2 separate regions of the Homo sapiens genome follow, and region 1 is linked to region 2. A link is an interaction called in ENCODE POLR2A ChIA-PET data of the cell type or tissue named here. Cell type or tissue: Panc1. All regions are shown on one strand. Each heading gives the region's core, and the rest is flanking DNA. Links, peaks and the distances in the headings are about the cores only.

Region 1 (2,912 bases), core at 178-2,677, 52 kb before region 2:
AGATTACACCACTGCACTCCAGCCTGGGCAACAGAGTGAGACGAAAGACTCTGTATCAAAAAAAAAAAAAAAAAAACGGCCGGGCATGGTGGCTCACGCCTGTAATCACTTTGGGAGGCCAAGGTGGGCAGATCACGAGGTCAGGAGTTCAAGACCAGTCTGGCCAACATGGTGAAACGCTGCCTCTACTAAAACTACAAAAAAATTAGCCAGGCGTGGAGGCACGTGCCTGCAGTCCCAGCTACTCAGGAGGCTGAGGAAGGAGAATCGCTTGAACCCGGGAGGTGGAGGTTGCAGTGAGCCAAGATCACACCACTATACTCCAGCTTAGGCAACAGAGCGAGACTCTGCCTCAAAAAAAAAAAAAAAAAAAAAAGAACCTGAGGGTTACTTTAGGGGTCTCCCATGTCCACTGCAGTTCTAGAATTCAGTGGCCCATCATCAACTGAGTGGATAAACAAAATGTGGTCTGTCCACACAAGGGAATATTATTTGGCCCTAAAAAGAATAAAGTTCTGGCCAGGCACAGTGGCTCACACCTGTAATCCCAGCACTTTGGGAGGCCGAGGTGAGTGGTTCACCTGAGGTCAGGATTTCAAGACCAGCCTGGCCAACATGGCGAAACCTCATCTGTACTAAAAATACAAAAATTAGCCAGGTGTGGTGGCGGGCGCCTGTAATCCCAGCTACACAGCAGGCTGAGGCAAGAGAATTGCTTGAACCCAGGTAGCGGAGGCTGTAGTGAGCCGAGGTTGCACCACTGCCCTCCAGCCTGGGCGACAGAGCGAGACTCTGCCTCAAAAAAAAAAAAAAAAAAAAGAATAAAGTTCTAACCCATGCTGCCACATGGATGGAATTGGAAGACGTTATACTCAGTGAAAGAAGCCAGATTCAGAGGACCACATCTTGTATGATTCCATTCCCGTGAAATCTCCGGAACAGGCAAACCCACACAGATGGAAAATAGATTCGTGGCTGCCAGGGGCTGGGGAGAATGGGAGGGTCCCAGGGATGATGGCTAAGGGGTGAGGGCTTCTCTTTGAGATGATCAAAACGTTCTAAAATTGATTGTGGTGATGGTTGCACAATTATGTGAATATACTAAAAAACCATAGAACTGTACACCTTAAATGGGTAAACTGTATGGTATGCGAATTCTATCTCAATAAAGTTGCTAAAAAATAAAAGTCTCCATTTCTCCCCTTGCCCCGCCCCCCAAAAAACACTAAAATTTTAATGGTCCTATATTCATTCTTTGAATGTTCACTCCATGAGCCAATGTCCTAGCTAGAATGAATCTCCAAGCTGCTTAGAAGAGTTAGGGACAGACTGTCAGAAAACTGGGTGTGGGTAATTAACTTCTGCTACACCCAAGACAATCTTTTCTTTTTGCTTTCTTTTTTTTTTTTTTGAGACAGAGAGTCACTCTGTTGCCCAGGCTGGAGTACAGGGGCACCATCTCTCGGCTCACAGCAACCTCCACCTCCTGGGTTCCAGCAATTCTCCTGCCTCAGCCTCCTGAGTAGCTGGGATTACAGGTGCACTCCAACACGCCTGGCTAATTTTTTTTTTTTTTTTTTTTTTTGGATTTTTAGTAGAGACGGGGGTTTCACCAGGTTGGTCAGGCTGGTCTCGAACTCCTGACCTCAGGAGATCCACCTGCTCCCGCCTCCCAAAGTGCTGGGATTACAGGCGTAAGCCATCGCACCTGGCCAATCTTCAACTGCAGAGATTTGAATATGGGAAAGAGAAAAAGGACTCCAGTTTCCCCAGGGCAGTTTCATTAAGAGACTGTGAGCGGAGAGCTCTACCAATGAAAGTGCAGGCTGGCGGCTCTCTACAGCGAAGGCAGAGGAGGTGAAATTCTGACTCTGGAAACTTGTCATTGCCACCAAATAAATAAATAAAAACGTGGGTAGTGGCCAAGCGCAGTGGCTCACGCCTGTGATCCCAGCACTTTGGGAGGCCGAGGCGGGCAGATCACCTGAAGTCGGGAGTTCGAGATCAGCCTGACCAACATGGAGAAACCCCATCTCTACTAAAAATACAGAAATTAGCTAGGTGTGGTGGCGCATGCCCGTAATCCCAGCTACTCAGGAGACTGAGGCAGGAGAATCGCTTGAATCCTGGGTGGCGGAGATTGCTGTGAGCCGAGATCGTGCCATTGCACTCCAGCCTGGACGACAGAGCTAGACTCTGTCTCAAAGAAAAAGAAAAAAAAAATGGGATGATTAGATTTTGTGTGTGTGATTTAGTTCTAGTCTAACAGGAGAAAACAGTAGCTTTGGTTGTTTCACAATCAAGTGAGTTTGTTTCCAACTGTAAAAGTGATTTGGTGCCGGATATCAATTTTATGGCCTTTCCCTGGGTGTGATAACTGGAAAATGCCCCAGGAAAACCTGTCGGAAATCTAGAATTGCTCCATATAGATCCTCCTGCCTCTAGGAATGAGAGTTGATGGAGGCTTAGCAAATCATTACATTATTCTGTACTAAAGCCTGATAGATCCATAATAAAAGTTAATGATTAGGTACATACTTTCCGACATTTCAAAAGAGTCTAGACTGAAAATACTGGAAAAAAACCTTTGTATGTTTCCTCTTTAGTATGCCACGGAATAAGATTTTAAAGTGGCTGGACGCGGTGGTTCACGCCTGTAACCCCAGCACATTAGGAGGCTGGTGGATTGTTTGAGCCCAGAAGTTCAAGCAAGGCCAGCCTGGACAATGTGCAAAACTCCGTCTCTACAAAAATTACAAAAACTAGCTGGGCATATTGTCATGCGTCTGTAGTCCCAGCTACTCGGCAGGCTGAGTTGGGAGGATTGCTTGAGTCTGGGGAAGCTGAGCCTGCAGTGAGCTGTGATTGTGCCACTGCACTTGTGCCTGGGTGAAAGAGTGAGGCCCTGTCTC
Region 2 (2,912 bases), core at 211-2,710:
TAGCAAGGGCTACTGGGAAACGGAGTCTTCCTGTGCACCCAGGAAGAAGAAATGGCGTAGTGAATGGGAAACAATCCCCAGGCCCCGTGTAAGTAGAAAGCAATTGTCTTCATTGTGTTTAATTGTACTAAGGCCTATCAGGAGATTCACAAAGCTTCATAAAACCAACTTTTTTTTTTTTTTTTTTTGAGACAGGGTCGTACTCTGTCATCCAAGCTGGAGTGCAGTGGTGCAATCATGGATCACTGCAGCCTCAACCTCCCAGGCTCAGGTGATCCTCCCACCTCAGCCTCCCAGTAGCTGGGACTACTACGGGTGTGCGCCACGGTGCCTGGCTAATTTTTGTATTTTTTGTAGTGATAGGGGTCTCACTATGTTTCCCAGGCTGGTCTTGAACTCCTGGGCTCACACAATCTACCAGCCTTAGCCTCCCAAAGTGCTGGGATTACAGGTGTGGGCCACTGCACCTAGCCTCAACCCTCTTTGTGTAAGACAAGTAACTTTGCTCAAGATGAATCCTTAGTGGACAAAAATTTCCCTCTTGTCAGTTCTCTGCTTATATAGTTGCTTATTTCTAAGTCTGACTCAGGCAAGAGGTTTGGCCCCCCACAAGTAGAAACTAATGGGAGTGTTGTCATTGGAACATCTGCACGTGAAAATGTGTTGGTGGTAAAGGGATGGGAAACGTGTGTTGCCAAGGAGTTCCCAGCACCTGAAAGAAGCAGAAAGTGTGTGGCAATTAATTGTCCTATAAAGGTTGGAAATTGTATAAAGCAAAAAAATTAAAGTTTAAAAAATTTTAATAATTATTTTAAATACCTGAACAAGTCCCCAGAATAAAAACTTATGGTTGTCTTAAGAAACACCCTTGCAGTAGCAGCCTTTGTTCCTTGGAGAGATTCAACCTGGTCCCAGAGAGTGGCCTGCTTCTCTGTGCTGTGATGCCAACCAGAGATGAAGCTATGGAGAACAAATGATAAAAACTGGTGCCGACGCGGTGGCTCACGCCTGCAATCCCAGCACTTTGGGAGGCCGAGGTGGGTGGATCGCCTGAGGTCAGGAGTTCAAGACCGGCTTGGCCAACATAGTGAAACCCCGTCTCTACTAAAAATACAAAAATTAGCCGGGCGTGGTGGCAGGCACCTGTAATCCCAGATACTTGGGAAGCTGAGGCAGGAGAATCGCTTGAACCTGGAAGGCGGAGGTTTTAGTGAGCCGAGGTTGTGCCACTGTACTCCAGCCTGGACAACAAGATAGAGACTCCGTCTCAAAACAAAAACAAAAACAAAACTGGGTTGGCATGATAAACAGAGCCCACACAGGCCTTCAAGAGGGGCCTGAGTGTAAGATGAATATATTCTTTTAAAATGATTCAGGAGGAAGAGTGTGAGAATAGTATCTTTTGGTCTGCCCAATCATTTGAATTACGTTACAGAGTTGGCACATTTTTGAGGCCAAGAGCTCACTGTTTTATCTCCAAGCATAGTTTATAGAGGAAATGAGTGGTGGCAAATGTAACAAGAGATTTGCATAAACCACTACACAGATTATTGTTTAGCTATATATATATATATATATATATATATATATATTTTTTTTTTTTTGAGATAGAATCTTGCTCTGTTGCCCAGGCTGGAGTGCAGTGGCACGATCTCAGCTCACTGCAACCGCCGTCTCCTGGGTTCAAGCTATTCTCCTGCCTCAGCCTCCAGAGTAGCTGGGATTACAGGTGCCCGCAACCACACCCAGCTGATTTTTGTATTTTTAGTAGAAACGGGGTTTCACCATGTTGGCTAGGCTGGTCTCGAACTCCTGACTTCAGGTGATCTGCCTGCCTCGGCCTCCCAAAGTGTTGGGATTACAGGTGTGAGCCACCACACCCAGCCAGTAAAATATTTGTATAGTGTATAAAGAACCAGGAGCTGCGGTACTTACATAGGAGAGAATGAAAGTTGGAGATAAAATGTGGTCACACTAAAATGGGTGGATGTTAATCCTGAGGTCAGAATGCAGAAGTCAATTCACTGGGATAGTAAACTTGGTCCTAGTAATTATGCATTTAGAGACCCATCCAGTTTTAGGAGAAAAATACAGCTGCAGGTATGGTGCCCTGCACTCTTCCAAGAAGTGCCACTGCCCTTTGGGGAGTGTTCAGGGTAGTGTTGCGCAGAGGAGGCATTCCTTGCCAGCACCCCATGGTAAAAATGCACAGGGCTTATTGAAATAATTTTTTTTTTTTTTTTGAGACAGAGTCTCGCTTTTGTTGCCCAGGCTGGAGTACAGTGGCACAACCTTGGCTCACTGAAACCTCCACCTCCCGGGTTCAAGCGATTCTCCTGCCTCAGCCTCCCAAGTAGTTGGGACTACAGGCGTGAGCCACCACACCCAGCTAATTTTTGTATTTTTAGTAGAGACAGGGTTTCACTATATTGGCCAAAGTCGTCTCAAACTCCTGACATCAAGTGATCTGCCCATCTCCGCCTCCGAAAGTGCTGGGATTATAGGCGTGAGCCACTGCACCTGGCCTGAAAGAAACTTTTAAGCAGAGAAATATTGGAAACACACACAATCCTCTGAGCTCTGCTTATCCCCTGGAGAGGTGAGTTTAGGGCAGATGTAGTGGGTTTGGGAGCCTCAGAGGGCGAGACCTGTCCTACCCACGCCCAGATATTCATAGGGAAGGGAGCAGTCTGTGATGCAGGACCTTCCTGGTTAAGTAAATAGCCTTGTTTTATTTCTTCTTTCTAAGACAATTAGGACATTATGCCAAGTGATTGAAATTTATTTGCATAGGAACATTATATTACTTGTGAATACCACTAGGAGAATGAAGGGGCAGTGGGGCTGTTTGGGTTGAGAAACTGAGACTCTTTTGTGTGATGGAACAAATACACTGTTCTGGAAGAAGAAGG

Evidence for each region. ChIA-PET counts read pairs that join two places held together with the same protein. Peaks named below come from ENCODE experiments on the same cell type or tissue, not always from the same donor. Only the 100,000 strongest peaks of a DNase experiment are listed, where the experiment ranks them.
Region 1: POLR2A ChIA-PET joins it to region 2 with 7 read pairs; 5 of 35 experiments call an interaction of 5 or more read pairs at or near these places.

What each region holds. Positions count from the first base shown.
Region 1 is chr1:8,245,553-8,248,464 of GRCh38, forward strand. All of the region lies in intron 2 of LOC105376695 (a long non-coding RNA gene), which reads left to right. Among named protein-coding and RNA genes, the nearest start is that of LINC03154, 12 kb to the right of the region's middle. In Panc1, for the core only: no CTCF peak of the experiment used is centred there; no DNase peak of the experiment used is centred there; H3K27ac peaks cover 2,133 bases.
Region 2 is chr1:8,297,491-8,300,402 of GRCh38, forward strand. No RefSeq gene overlaps it. Among named protein-coding and RNA genes, the nearest start is that of SLC45A1, 19 kb to the right of the region's middle. In Panc1, for the core only: no CTCF peak of the experiment used is centred there; no DNase peak of the experiment used is centred there; H3K27ac peaks cover 833 bases.